Linked DNA regions of Mus musculus: all the other regions are linked to region 1. A link is a loop called in an ENCODE intact Hi-C map of the cell type or tissue named here. Cell type or tissue: left cerebral cortex. All regions are shown on one strand.

Region 1 (5,000 bases):
AGCAGGGTAAGACAGGGTGATTAAAAACAAAGTAATGTGCTTCACATTTGATGGGCAGTGGGCCAAGCCCATTTGGGTGGTTAGGGTGGACAAAGCAGCCCTCTGCCTTCTCCCTGCAACGCATAACAGGTTCTCTGTCAGTTTGGGTTCTGCAAAGTCAGTTCTCACTGGTTCCAATTTTCTGTCCTCCAAAATAGCTCAAATTAAACAAAGCAAAAACAGAACAATCCCGTTCTGAGAAGAGATGAACTTTAGCTCTAACACCCGATGCCAGGGCCAATCTAATTACACTGTGCAGGCTTCGATGGCACTTTCCCTCTCTAATTTAAAGTTAAATTATTATGGGAAGACATATCAACTTATATTAAAATGTTTCACAGCCGTGGAAGCACACGGCTTCTCAATTTACTCTTACATGGTCACACTTCCTATGTAACACAGAAGGAGGGGGTCTTTTCCTTTTTACATGGTATAATGACCAATGGTGACTCAGAAGGTCCCGAGCACATGAATCACAGTCCTTCCAGCAGTGATGCTCACTGGATTAAGTACAGCATTTGACTGGTGTACACAAGTGTGGATTGTAGTAAGAGGAAAAAATCACTTCAACCTCTTTTCGCTGATACGTCTTTTAAAATCACTTCAACCTCTTTTCGCTGATACGACTTTTAAAGGAAAACAATATCAACAACAACAAAACCTCTTTTCCTTCACCAGTTTAGTACTTCCTGATGGTGATTACACAGGTAGTAAGATACATAAATCCCCCCCCCCAAAGTCTATCGTTATCCTGCTCTTTGGAGCTCCAGTTCATTCTCAAATAGACCCTCGGATAAAGGAGAAGCAAAGGTGTCTTAAAACCCATTCCCTAAAGTTTAGATGTGAGAAACCTGGAAATGCCAGAAGGAATGATTATCTTGAAAGGGCTTAATTCCTCTGTGCTTCTGATGAATGAGTTATATTGTGAGCAAATTCTCTTGGAATGTAGTCATTTATGTTACCAGCTGCTCCCAAACACTGCAGAGATGAAAACCCCAGGCTCCAACCATTGGTGTGATCATAAAGACGTCAGGCAAGTCACAAGCATTGGTTGAGCTCTAGGCATGTGGTAGGTGTTAAGGAAATGGTGTTGAGTGTCTCATGACTGTAGGTGACACTAGTCTTCACTGAAAGAATATGTAATGATCAACATTCTAATATAGCAGTTACACCATGACATGGTGTTTACCTAGGAGTAGTTGACAGGTGGTTAATCCTTCTGTGTTGACTGGGACACAGGACTTTTGGGTTACACACAGGGCTTGAGTGAACTGAATACAGTTGCCAGAGAACACCCTCCTGTCTTCCTGTAGCTTCTGTGTTGTTCTGACTAGAGCAGTGTGGCAGAACCCTCATTCACAAGGACATTCTTTTCTGGCTCCCAGTCTAGCTCACGATTTAGTTTGTACAACCATCCTGACCTGTGAAGGGGGTAGTGATATGGTTCTGTGGCCTTGTGAGCCCTATCTGTTTTCTTGATTCCCAAGGGTCTATGGCTTTCCTATTGTGTGCAGCAATGAAGGTCTAGGAGTCTAGTCATTTCTCTGCAAAGCCAACTTGACCAAGCTATGAAGTTTTCCTTTCACATTAACCCTAAACCAAACAACCATTCCTAAGAATCCGAGTTGCGAGGCTTGCTGAAGTTTATCTCAGGCATCTGTTATCTTGTTGAGTTATCTACAGACACAACAGAAGACAAGGACATCCCTAAGGAGATTGTTGGAAGATGAAATACATAAAAGATACTGTAACTAGAACTGTTTATCTGGGCACAATCAGACAAGTTTCACACCAGTTCTTTAAAGCCTTTTTCAATGGAAAAGGAAATCAGTCATCAAAAGGATTCAGAGAAAAGCTGATTTCCTACCTAAAACATAGGTTTTCGACTGCATATTGGACAAGAACTGGGTCTCTGCAGCCCAATATCCTAGAAATGAAGCCCTCTTTTGCTATGGAGCAGTCAAATGACCTTTGGGTAAATTATTTCTTTCTAAACTTGATGTTTGTCAGCACTTAAAATGATCAAACTGTAGTAGCCTCTAAAATAGCAGCATATTTATATGATTGTCTCTTAATGGGTGCAGGTTGCAGTAGTGACTATTTTGGGAACAACAAAAGAGTGAAGAAAAGAGAAGGAGGAACTCAGGATAGATTATAGAAGGATGGAAGCTTCCTTCTTGAGGATCCATTCTCTCATTTGTTTCAAATCCTTTGCCTTCTAAGGAGCAACCTGACTTGCTGGCAGCAGGCATATTAAAATTCACAAGTGGGAAGCAGGTAATTTCTCCAGGCAAGCGCCAGTGAAGGCCTGAGATGGGACCATAGCCAAATGAGTAAGCATGAAGCAGGATCTTGCACGTGCTCAGCCTCTCCCTGAGTGAAACTCCAACCTGAGAGCAGATTGTCCAAATCTTGCTAAGAGAAGACACGAGCCTAAGGCACATGGATAAACTCTGTGGCTTTAATCAACAGACTATGAGATTCTAAGTGTTTATAATTTTGAACTGCCAAATTGGAGTTATTTTATAACAAAGCATTAGGATAGGAATACAAACCAGAATACTACTAGTAACTTTGTTGGGCTGTTGTGATGTTACAGAGCCTGAGCTGAGCAGGAGCACAGCAGAGCCACTGGGGGCGACACTTACCCTTCTTTACATTGAGAGGATTTCAACGGTCCTATGTCTAATATTTTGAAATGAAAGAATTTATTCAAATCATTTAAATGAGAGTGACTTTATTTTTTTCACAACGAATTCCACCTCCTCATAAGCTGTAGCTTCAAGCTCTAGAACTTTCCTAAACCATCCCCTCTATGAGAGGAGAGACCCTGCAGTGACACAGTCCAGACTATTCTGATTTCAGAAACGGCTGTCATTGTCTACCCAACCCACAAAGCTCAACCTGTATACTCTGGCCAGGGTTTTCAGTTAGCTATCTATCAGGCTTTCTGTGTTGGAAACACAACTGTGGAAACAAGCTTCTTATTCATTTCCTAGCCCCTCTGGGTGGGTTTTTTTTTTATGGTAGCCACATCACTTACATGCTGTTGAATTCTGTCTGCAGACTTAAATTAATGCAGGTCCTAGGATCTTCACAGAGTCATCCATTTTTTTTTTCTAGACATCTCCTTCACAACAAAAGTCAAATGTTCAGAAGACTAAAAGCTCTGGCAATGGAGCATTTGAGCATGACTTCCTTCTCTAGATATAGGTCATGTTTCAAGATAGGAATGAAGTATAGACAGAAAGAATTACCCTTATCTTTCTCCATGTTTCATGCACCCGTCCTTGTAGACAGGTGGAAAAAATTCCTTTTATATAAAATGGAAAAAGAATTGGTACGACACCAGAATTTTTTAAACCTCCCCCTTACTCTTTAAAGTGCAACATCATTTTTAAAATGCTATAAAAGTCAGGCCATATGCCTAAGCTGTGATTCAGCTAGAACTGGGCCCAGCCTGAGTATTCTCCAGACATGAATGGCTCAGATGCAACACTATTAAATAGGCCAAGGCCTCTCCCAGTAAGATTTTTATGCTTAGCTGATAAAGAGTGGAAGAAAGCTATTAGTGCACTTGACCTTTCCCAAGGAGGGCTGAGAAACACAAAGGACAGATCCTGGAGATATGTGTCTGCCAAGTCCAAACATATTCAGCAGGTTAGCCGTAACTCATCATGAGAAATTCTGATCTGCTCTCAGCAGAAGCTTAAGCCCCCCATGAGCAATCGTCTTAGAATATTGGCAAGGGAAGTTACTATTTTGTTTCTGTGTGTCTTAGATAAATCAAACCCATGCTCAGAGAGCCAGAGAACAGAGGAAAAATTTCCACCAACACACCAGAGCTGCCTTTGACTCCATCTTTCTGTGCAATCTTGCATGAATTTTAAACCTTTATATTCTGACCTACAGAGTCGAAGCCAAGTAACTAAGTAAAAACAAAGCAAAATACATAGTCTTTGTACTTTTTGCACTTTTTCTCATTTCTGGAATATGTAATTTTATTAATATATACTATTTATATAAAAGAATGTAAAAGAATGGGTCTTATTATGATCTTTTTTAACGGTTTTTCAAGACAGGTTCCACTGTATAGCCCTGGCTGTTTCAGAACTCTGTAGGCCAAGCTGGCTTTGAACTCTACCTGTGTCTACTTCTTGAATGCTGGGATTAAAGGCAGGCACTACAACCATCCAGCTAATATATTTGTTTATATCATAATTTGATTTTTCACATTTTAAAAATATTGAGATCATAATTAAATTATAACATTTTTCTTTTTCCCTTTCCTGCTCTGCTACAAACTGGCAGCCTCTTCTCTCACTAGTTGTTTTTAGATATATATAAGTATAGGTATATACATATATACATACATACATACATGCATACACACATTCCTAAATATAACCCGTTCAGAGAATACAGTATTACTTGTATGTATGTTTTCAGGGCTGATCACTTGGCATTGGACAAACAATTCTTACCTTATGTTCTTCTTTTTTATTACTGTTTCTTTTGCAGAATTTTAGGCCTTTTATGGAAATAGATCAGATTATACATATCAGATTATATAGTGCTGTAGCAATGATGATATCCAGCATTCTAACCCTTTCCTTTTTTCCCTCATGTCTCTTGCTTTTGGCATGGCTTATTCACAAGGTTAAGCACACACACACACACACACACACACACACACACACACAGATTGACACAGACACAGACAGAGAGACAGACACAGAGGGAGAGATGCTAGTAACTCATAGGATTTATTTCCTTCAAAACAAAAACATCATTTAAAGGAACACATTGGCATAAACCGGGTTGGCAGCACAGAAGTCAAAGGCTTAACATGGCTCAGAGGGCTGGCTATTCACCAACAGTCAGGAGGTGAATGGAGACAGTAGCTGAGAAGGGCATGGGGGATGGGCTAGGAGCACATAACCCTGTAGGGCTGTACTCTA
Region 2 (5,000 bases), 250 kb before region 1:
CCAGCCTGCCTTGGGCCGATGAAGAGGCTCAGGGAGCCACTTCATAAGCAGTTTTCTTGGGAGAAATCAAAATCTCTTGAAGGTTAGGATAGTCAGTCACTTTCACTGCTCCATTCACTGATGAGATGAAGAAAGCTCTGAGAAAAACTGATCCAAGAAGCTCTTCTGTGATGGGAGAACACATGGCCCATAGTCAAGGCAACCTTGATGCCTAGGCCGATTTGAGACTTAGGGTTTCTCTGACTGAGTTTCTCTCTTGTAGAAAGACGACCTATCAGAGATAATTGTAAATATAAGATCAGTGGTAGACAGCAGCTCTGGCATGCTAACAAGTGGGGTTCTTCTTCCTGTTCTCTGAATCTCAGTTTCCTCATTGGTAGAACAGAGAAAGTAAGCATTACCCATTGTGGGGACCGTGAGAAAATCAGGTATGGACCTAGGGCGATGGGTAGTTATTCAATAGAGAAGTGTATTTGGACAGTGTGACTAACATGTACTTAAGGACAGCCTGAAGACGTAACGACATTTTGGCTCACAGTTTCAGAGTACTTAATACATGGCTGCCTAGTCCCATGGTCTTAGGAAGAATACCATAGCCTAAGAAGTCTGTGGCAAAGGGGCTTCTTCATCGCACTGAGGATAAGAGTCTCAAACAGGAATAGAGAAAAGGGGGCTGGGGTCCTGAATCAACTTTCAAAGCCATAACCCTAGTGACTTGCTTCCCCCAGCTAGGCCCCACCTCTCGAAGTTTTCACAGCCTTCCAAAAATAGTTCCTCCATCTGAAGACGAGTATTCAAAGCATATGCCTGTTGGGGATATTTTGTGCTAACACAGTGAGTCCTCAGAAGAAAACAAAGATTTCTACCATCCAAATCAATTGCAGCTTGCTGAGAGCATGGGTAGTTGTAAGCCCAGTCTCACATTTCGGCCCGTGAACTTTTACCTGAACCATCATTGACTAGTTAAACCTTACTATCATTGACTAGTTAAACCTTGTTGGAGTCCTGGCTTGAGGAATTGGAGAGCCAGGTGAACACGGCACATATGAGACTAGACATGCGCAGTGTTAACTCTCGGGTTCACCAGCAGAAAATCAGTGGGGCCGCAGATAGAAGTCTCGATTTACCTTTAAAGAAATGGCTTTCGATCCAACTGAGAGGCTGCTTCCAGTTAAACAAGACCGTTCCTATTGTTCTCCCGTGTTTCTTCTCGTGTCATCAGTGTTAGTTAATATAACAATTTGTCTTTGTGAGTGCTTTTCTAGGTGTCTCTTTACCCTGAAAAGCCAAATAATACCCTCCTTCTATATGACACCGGCACCAACGTCAGATAAAAGGGGTTTCATTGCAAGGCCAAGAAAGAGCTAATTTTCTAAAATTGGAACATTATCTGTCATGTGTTCTTACTCTGTAATTATGACTATTATTCTCATTGGGGAAAAAAAGAGATATTTCAGGAGGGGAAAGATTTTTGTAAGAGGCTTTTAATATAAATGGGCAATTATATGAAAATACCGACTTTCATGCTTAGACACTATGTTGTAGATACATTATATTTGATGTACATTTAGTAAATTATATGCACATGAAAACTGAAAGATATATATGAGTACTTCATCTTTTTCAAAAGGCATGAATAATCCTGTGAGATAAATTTTTGAAAAGCGAATTCACCATCTTTACGTATATAGAGATTTGATTGTTAATGTGCAGGGCCGTGTTCTTTTTTTTTTCTCAAGAATGAATCATTTTCATGTGGCAATGAGTCTGAATTTTTTTTTACAAGAATGATTCTGTTTTTTAAATAATTTGTGGGACAGAACAAAGGACGGTGGCAAAATAAAAATGGTAGCCGTGATTCATCTTTTTGTAGAAGACGGAGGCAGTGGTACAAATGGTGAAGGGTGTTTCAGTTCTACCTTAAGCCGTTCATTACGGAGGAGGTGAGAAGCAGATGAAGAGTTTGGAAATGGGAAGAAATGGAAGCATGTGGTCATTACTGAGTTTGAGAACTGCCCACGGAAGGGCTGGGAGAACAGAGTTCTTACAGCACCATTCATCGCAAACTTCACTGCTTACAAAAGAAAACCCAGACACCATAACTCCCTGATGAATTTTGGGACCTTGAAGAAAAATAATACATTAAAAGTGCATAATAAGAATCAAGAATGCCATTAACTTGTACAAGATGGAAATTTAAATAAGTTAAAAATAACCTAATGAGTATTAAAAACATATTATTAAACAATTAAATATTTATATATTTATATTAAGTAAATGTTATTAAAAATAATATATAACTGACTGATACATTTTAATAATATTTATGTTCACATGTTTAGCAGCTGTTTTTAAGTGAATCTTGTTTCTATTTTTATTTTATTTTTTCTGAGATAAGGTCTTGTGTAGCCTCAGCCTCGAACTCCTGATCATGCTGCCTCCCTCTCCTAAGTGGGGGGTGGGGGTGGTGATCCAGACATGTGTTACCACCACTCCCAGCAGTTTTGTACTTTTCATAGTTGGAATTCCTAAGTATGGCTGCATACAACTAGATGGCTGTGTTGTATTGCTACCAGATGTGTGCCCTTTAACAAGGGACTCTTGATATATCCAACTTCATATAATTCATAGAAAAATAGAGTTTATTCATATCTTTGCATGTACTGCCTTGTGGAATCACTCGCACCGGACAAGAGCTGTTTCCATAAGGATGATGGATGAATTCTATTTAGATTTTCCCATATTATGGTCAGAAGTATTCTCTAGAGACTGGCTTTTGGTTTTATGCAATTTATAACTAGTTTTGGGGTTTTAAAAATTTCTATTTCCCACATACCCTTAGTTCAAAGTGCTATTTCCTTTCCAAAGACCATAGAGAAGGTTGGTGTAGGGGCAGATAAGTAGCTTTAGGACACAAGTCTCTTAGTATTTCCTTTACTATAGACTTGTCTGAGCACCTACATGTTTTTGTCCTGTGCCAAGAGAAGTGTATATGCCTATGAAGAGCGACCTGGAATAACATAGAAAGATTTATCCTAAATTATCTTTTTGCCAAGATTAATGGTCACCATTAGCAATTCAGTTTTTTCCTCTTCACCTAACACCTTTCCTTTGTAGAATCCTCCATTTAAAATGGTACATCCTGGAGCTGGAGAGATGTCTCAGGGACTAAAAGCATTTACTGTAGTTACAGAAGACCCCAGTTCTGTTTCTAGCATTGATACTGGGGACATCATGTGCTCAGCAATACGTGTACTTATAGCTCTAGGGCATCTGCCACTCTCTTCTTGTCCATTTGGAATTCTGCATGTATATATAGAGCACAGAAACTCACTTGAATATACACCTGCATATGCACACAGTAAAACATTTAAAATTTTATCTCTTCCTTGATCTTTGTTTCCAAGAGTGTTGTCTTCTCTGCCTCCTCCTCTCTCTCTCTCTTTTTTTCTCCTCCTCCCTCATCTTTCTAAGGAAAAAAACCCATAGGGATCTAAAGGAGATTTGGACCTGGGACAGGACTCAGCAGTGGAGTTCAATAGCAGAGCAAATAGACAGATAGGTTTTCCCACTGGCTGGTGCAGTGTTTTACAGGCTCTAGAACTTTCTGGACCATGGTTGTGATGTATAGATCATCACCTTATGTTATCTGTATTTGTGTACTTTGCTATGTGGCAGTCCCATGTTCTCAATGGGTTACATAGTCATCGAAAAGAGGAAGGGAATTTCCTGTGTCTTTATTACTTTGTGATGACTGATCATTGACTTGGTGGTAGCTCACAGAAATGCTATCTGTAGTGGACTGGATATTGAATAACTCCAAATGCACTGGTGTCTTAGCCTGCTTTGCCTTCTTACAACCCACCAACCCTTCAGTATTCTTACTACTCTCATGGCCTTTTCAGGATAGCTTCAAGAGTTCAGATAACACACACACACACACACACACCATACACACACACACACACACATATATATGTATATATATATACATATATTAAGGTTTTATTTATTTTATGCATAAGGACATATGAATTCACTGTTCTTATGCACACCAAAAAAGGGTATCAAATCCCATTAAAGATGGTTGTGAGGCACCTTGTGGTAGCTGAGAATTAAACCCAGGACCTCTGGAAGAGCAATCCAGTGCTCTTAACTGCTGAACCATCTCTCTAGCCTGTAACATGTATATTTTTAAGCAAAGAATTAAACTGAAGGTTGAACAGAAAGCTTGTTGATTAACTGGATAGACATAGATCTGGTCTGGTAGGGGCAGGAACTATATCATGGAGCCCTGACCACTTTTTCCCTTGTGGCTGGTCCCTGAATAGGTCCTAGGACCCTAGAGTTCCCACCGAGTAACAGCTCCTGGTATAGAAAGATGGCTGATGGGCACAGGATCAGAAAGCCTGAATGTTTTCCTTTCTGAGTCTTTCTCTCCCTTTATTTCTTTCTCTTCGGGGTTCTATCACGTAGTCCAGCCTGACATCAAACTTCTGATCCTCTTGAGTACAGGGGTTACAAGTTTATGCCACGACACAGTGCCGAAAGCCTGTATTTCTACTGTGACTTCCATTTGTACTTGTGTCATAATAGGCAAATCGTAAATTGCCCTTTACCTTTGTTTTGGCATCTGTGAAAAGAGGATAATAATATACTGTCTCAGCCCATGCACAGCGAAACAACCGGAAGTCAGGAGGTCAGGCCTGTGAAGGCCTCCAATGTGTTCTGTCGTTTTGAATAATTATAATATAGTTCCCTTAACCTTTCTAGCAAAATTACCTTCTAGGTGATTTAAGTGAAAAATCTACAAATAATTATGTCTGAAAGGATTCTGTCCATTGCCCTATACCCATGATAGCATCCCAGGCTGCTGGTATGCCATCCTTTCCCATCTCCCTGCTCACTGACAAGGAAGCCATGAGTATGGATGTGGCCTTTCCAGCATGCAGTTCGACAAGACGCTCCAAATGCAAATCTTGTCTGGCCTGCTTTAACCC
Region 3 (5,000 bases), 370 kb before region 1:
TACCACATAGTCTCTGGGTCTATTGTTCTCACAGAACCCCATACGTCCTCGCAGTTGACTGGCACAGCACCTGGGCCTTGATGGGAACTCACTATGCTTGGAATCATCTGCTCAGAAAACTCAGAGCTGACATGTAGACTTTCCTGACAATTCATGGAGGGTGAAGGGTCGAGGGAGGTATTTATATCACACACACACACACACACACACACACACACACACACACACACACACACACACCCCAGAGAACAAGTCCACCGTCATTTATTAAGAAAATCTTTGAGTCTTGGCTGCCCTCAATTTCTGGGAACAGTTTCCTCTGGTACCACTCAGCACTCAGCTTCTTTGCTTCTTATCACTGTAGCAATAGAATTCCACTTTCCTGTGCTAGTCGCCTATCTCCTCCAACTTGTTAACTTGCATTAGTAAACCCAAGAAGGCATTGGTTGATCAAAACTCACCCTTTACTTGGTTTATCCTGTTAGAAAACACTTATTGATCATACTCTTTTTTTCCCCTCCACTATACAATCCAAAGCCGGGTGGGTTGTGACAGAGTCCATTCTCATAGCTCTAGAGAATGTTAAATGTAACGGTGACTCTGGGGAATGTTAAATGCAACTGTGAAGATTTTCTTGTTTCACCCCTACTCCCTTCCTCCCCCCCAAAGAAAAAAATGGATGTTTCCTTCACCTTCATAAATCTCCAAGCCATCTATTTTCCTTCTTTGTAGACAATGGAGTTCCTTGGGTTGGATGGGGAAGGGCTCCAGGCAGGCAAAACCTTTTTTTTTTTTTTCTCTTTTGTCAGCACCCAAAAGAATGAGTTTGGTCTCCTTCATTTCCAAGTGGGTGATAAGAGAAACATTGTACTTCAAATTTAATAAAGATGGGAAATTTTCTTCAGGGAAATTCATCTTTCAAATGTCAATGGACAACTTGAAATTTATGTTAGACTCCTCTAGAAATAAGAACTGCTGGCGATTAGAGAAGCTTGGGAGTGATTTCTGCATGCATCCAAAATAAGGAAGTTTTTACTTTACTTGACAAGGAAATTAAAGGCAGTGAATAGATTATTCAGTGGACTGCTGATGTGGCCCAACGTCCTCCTGGCAGGTGCACTGTGCTCAAATATACATGATAATGCTTCAAATGTAAATAAGGTTAATGAATTTTAATATTCCTCGGGATCTTGTATGCACGCTCCCATTTGCATAGTGACTTATTTCGCAAGTCCCTTTGTAAATATTGCAATGAAATAAACATAAGAGAAGAACACAAAGAAGTGCATACAATTAACTCAGCAGACAGCCCTCCATGAAGGCCGATTGGATCATATCACAGGATCACAGGCATCAGGGGTGGAAGAGTCCCCTAAGCAGGCCAGCTGATCCTTCTTTATAGCGGGAATTATTTTTTTTAGGGGCTTTCAAAAAATTAGCTTGGATCAAATCAATGTGCTTCAGGTGACAGGGTTTGCCTTCAGAAAGACATTTGCAGAGTCTCTATTTGAAGAACTGTGGTCTGCAAGATGCGGTGTAAGGGATGAAGAAGGGAGGCCTCTACCAAACCCTCTGGGCATACACGTACACTATGAATGGGGTAGCTCCTGACTGGGCATCCTCACCAGGCCTTGAACTTATTCTAGAAAGCATCATAGCACAAATACTGTCTAGAATGTGTGTGTGTGTGTGTGTGTGTGTGTGTGTGTGTGTGTGTGGTGTGTGTGTGTGTTGAGGTGTTCTTTTGGACTTGTTCACTTGGAATCTTTAGCGTCCCCCATGTGTCATGTGTCAGTGGCTAGGTAGAGAGAGAACATTAAAACCATGTGGTACAGTTGATTTCAGTGGAATGTATACACTAAGGTTTTCATTTTTATGTATTTTTTTTAACTATGTGCCTCTATAACATTGGCTTGTAGGCAAGTTGCTGGGGGGGGGCATTTCCTTGATTTGTGATTGATGTCCACTGTGGATGATGTCATGCCTGGGCTGGCGGTCCTGGGTTCTTTAAAGCTGAGCAAGCCATGGAGGGCAAGCCATTAAGCGGCTTTCCCCTATGGCTTCTGTTTCCATCTCTGTCCTCTTTTCTCTTCATAAAGAACCATAATCTGTAAGATGCTTTTCCTCCCTGAGTCATGATGATATTGCGTTTGTTATGGCATTTATCACAGCAATAGAGAGCAAACTAGGACAGCGAATAAGAGGGAAGACCACACAGTTTCTAAATATTGCCTTGAAAGCAAGTCTGTTCGGTCAGCAGAGGGAGCTCCAATCAGGAAACACGAAGGAGGAAAAGAAATGAAGCCTGTACTTCAGAGGAGGCAGGGTTCCAGCAGGGGTCAGGAGTTCAGTTCGAGTTTTCTGAAGGAAAAACAAAATGAAAGCATTAGAAAGGAAAGAGATCAGAAAATTGCTGCAAGAGTAATAATAATAAATTTAAAATGGGAGGGAATTAGGTGGCATGATTAGCAGCTGTCACTACCTCGATCAGAAAAGCTGGTTAATTGCCCATGTAATACAGGTGCATAATTTCCTACCCATACACTTCACGGGGGACTCACAAATGAATTACATGCCACTTCCATTAGGTTGCTGACGATGTAAGTCCAAGCAATACCTTTGACTTAGAAGGAACTACAGTGATTAAAAACTAGCTTCATAAATGCATACAGAAGTGCTCTCTCTCTCTCTCTCTCTCTCTCTCTCTGTGTGTGTGTGTGTGTGTGTGTGTGTGTGTGTGTGTATGTGTTTCCAAGGCCTTGGATTGAAGGTAGGGGTTATGATTTGCTTCTTTGTTACAGAGATTTGAGAAGAAGGCCTGAGAGTTAAACTGCTTTGTCCTCAATTGATGGGCGTCACAACACAAACACCATGAAATTCATCATTCGATTTATTGCCTTATGCAGCTAAGTACCCCACATAAGTTCAAGAGTTTCTGCAAGCACCACACTCCTACTTGCCCAGTTTTCTTTCCCTCATTAACTCTGGCCTCTGACACTTGGTGGTAGCCAATGGTCCCCACAGAAATTCTGACGTTGTGGGACAGAGTCCAAGTGGAAAAAAGAAACTTGTGGGGATTTGCTGATCTCCTGTTCTTTTTTTGCTTATCAATCTTTAATGCCTGATGGATGTCAAATGCAAACAACATCAGTGACTACAAAACATGTTCTCTCTCTCTTTTAAGGCTAAGCATACTTGGCTATTCCTTTAAAATATTCTAGTCCTGAAAACTGGGATGTACCTTCTATCATACTTCAAGCATTCAGAAGCACCCCTCATTGTGGTGCTTGAAGGAAGTGGACCCTCTTTCCCCGTATATGATTTTTTTTAAAGTTGAAATTTGTTTTCTTCATATAATGTATTTTGATCATTTCCCCTCCCCTAACCCTTCCCAGATACCTACCCAACTTTATGTTCTTTCTCTCTATTTCAACAAACAAAAAATAAAAATTTAGAAGCAAAAATATAAACAAAACAAAAAACAAAAATCATACACAACCCTTCCCACAAAATCACATATCAAAAACAAAGACCAATAAGAAAAAAATAAAGGCCAAAACAAGCCCTAATGAAAGAGAGTCCACAAAAAAATACAACTTTTTTTTTTCTGTGATGGCCAACTATTCTTGGGCATGGGGACTGCCCTGGAGAATGGTTAATATACTTAAGATACTCCTTTAGAGAAAATCTATTTTCCCTTTGCCAGCAGATTTTTAGTTAGGGTGGGACACTATGTCCACTTCTAAGTCTCAGAACTGGTTCTGTCTTGAACACGTATGTGCAGGTCTGTGGATGCTCCCACAGCCTCTGTGGTTTCATGTGTACATCAGTCCTCTTGCGTCAGGAGAATGCTTCCTTGCAGTCATCCATCCCCTAGGGCTCTTATAATATTTCTGCCTCCTCTCCCACATAGATCCATGAGCCTTGAGGAGAGGAGTTTGATGAAGACATTCTGCCTAGTACGGAGTACTTCAAGGTCTCTCATTCTCTGCATAGCATCAAGTTGTGAGATGCTGTTTTGTTTCCCATGCACTTCAAGAGAAAGCTTCTCTGATGAAGGTTGAGGAAAGCACTGACATGTGGGAATACTACTATGTCTTTAGCAGTCATTTTATTGCTATGCTCTTTTAGCAGAATGAGAATGTAGGTTTCCCTTTAGGCTCTGCTGTAAGGTTATTGTCTACTTTAGCAGCATCCGGTATGCGTTCCATCTCATAGAGTGGGCCTTAAATCCATTAGGTCAGTGGCTGGTTACACCTAAACCATTTGTCCTACTATTATACCAGTCCACCTGTCAGGCAGGGAGCTGCTGAAGGTCACAGGGTTTGTAGTCAGGTGATATTGATGATTAAAGTTCCCTTCTAGTAGTTACAGAATACCTTCTAGCACCATCAATGCTAGTCAGTAGGGATAATGCTTCTACTTAGGCACTAGCTTGACTTCTCTATGTCTGGGACATGAAAGTGTTTTCTTAAGCAATAGGGCCTTACCATTAGGCTGTGGGGAGCAACTAAGAGTTGTAGTAGTAGCCTGTGATGTTTGGTGGTGGTGTTGTTGTTGTGTATAAGACCCCTTTGGACAATGACTCAACAAGATGTAATCATCCCTGGCCCTGGGGCTTTTACTTTGAGGCATAAGATGTCCAATTGGTATCTGAGGGCACCTGCACACATGTTGTGCATAAACAGACACAGATACACATGTGTACACATTAAAAAAAAAAGAAAGAAATTTAAGTTCTAACTCCCTAACCCCAAAAATTTTAACGCTAGTCAGAAGGCTCAGTGAATGGGATACTTGTTGCAAAAGCATGCAGATCTGAGTCCACATCCTGCCTTCAATGAGAGACCTGGACAAAAAAATAAAAACAAAATCAAAACAAGCAGAAAGGTGAAGAGTGATTGAGGAAGACTCTCTGCATAGCCCTCTAGCTGTGCATGCCCACACACCCTGCAGGCCTCTTCCTCAAAGGTATTTTTCTTGCTCATCGCTCACATATT

What was found. A loop is a pair of places that touch in the nucleus more often than their neighbours do. Peaks named below come from ENCODE experiments on the same cell type or tissue, not always from the same donor. Only the 100,000 strongest peaks of a DNase experiment are listed, where the experiment ranks them.
Region 2: it touches region 1 in a loop (25-fold over the local background); 2 of 42 quality-filtered maps call a loop at or near these places.
Region 3: a loop joins it to region 1, with 2.3 times the contacts of the local background. A loop is called at or near these places in 2 of 42 quality-filtered maps.

Annotation. Positions count from the first base shown.
Region 1 is chr2:51,459,622-51,464,621 of GRCm38, reverse strand. No RefSeq gene overlaps it. Among named protein-coding and RNA genes, the nearest start is that of Gm32434, 24 kb to the right of the region's middle. In left cerebral cortex, a CTCF peak has its summit at 2,679; DNase peaks (open chromatin) are centred at 2,390 and 3,462; H3K27ac peaks cover 1,368 bases.
Region 2 is chr2:51,709,736-51,714,735 of GRCm38, reverse strand. All of the region lies in intron 1 of Gm13490 (predicted gene 13490), which reads left to right. Among named protein-coding and RNA genes, the nearest start is that of Gm13490, 20 kb to the left of the region's middle. In left cerebral cortex, no CTCF peak of the experiment used is centred here; a DNase peak (open chromatin) is centred at 1,935.
Region 3 is chr2:51,827,745-51,832,744 of GRCm38, reverse strand. No RefSeq gene overlaps it. Among named protein-coding and RNA genes, the nearest start is that of Gm13490, 98 kb to the right of the region's middle. In left cerebral cortex, a CTCF peak has its summit at 2,261 (motif pointing right); a DNase peak (open chromatin) is centred at 2,254.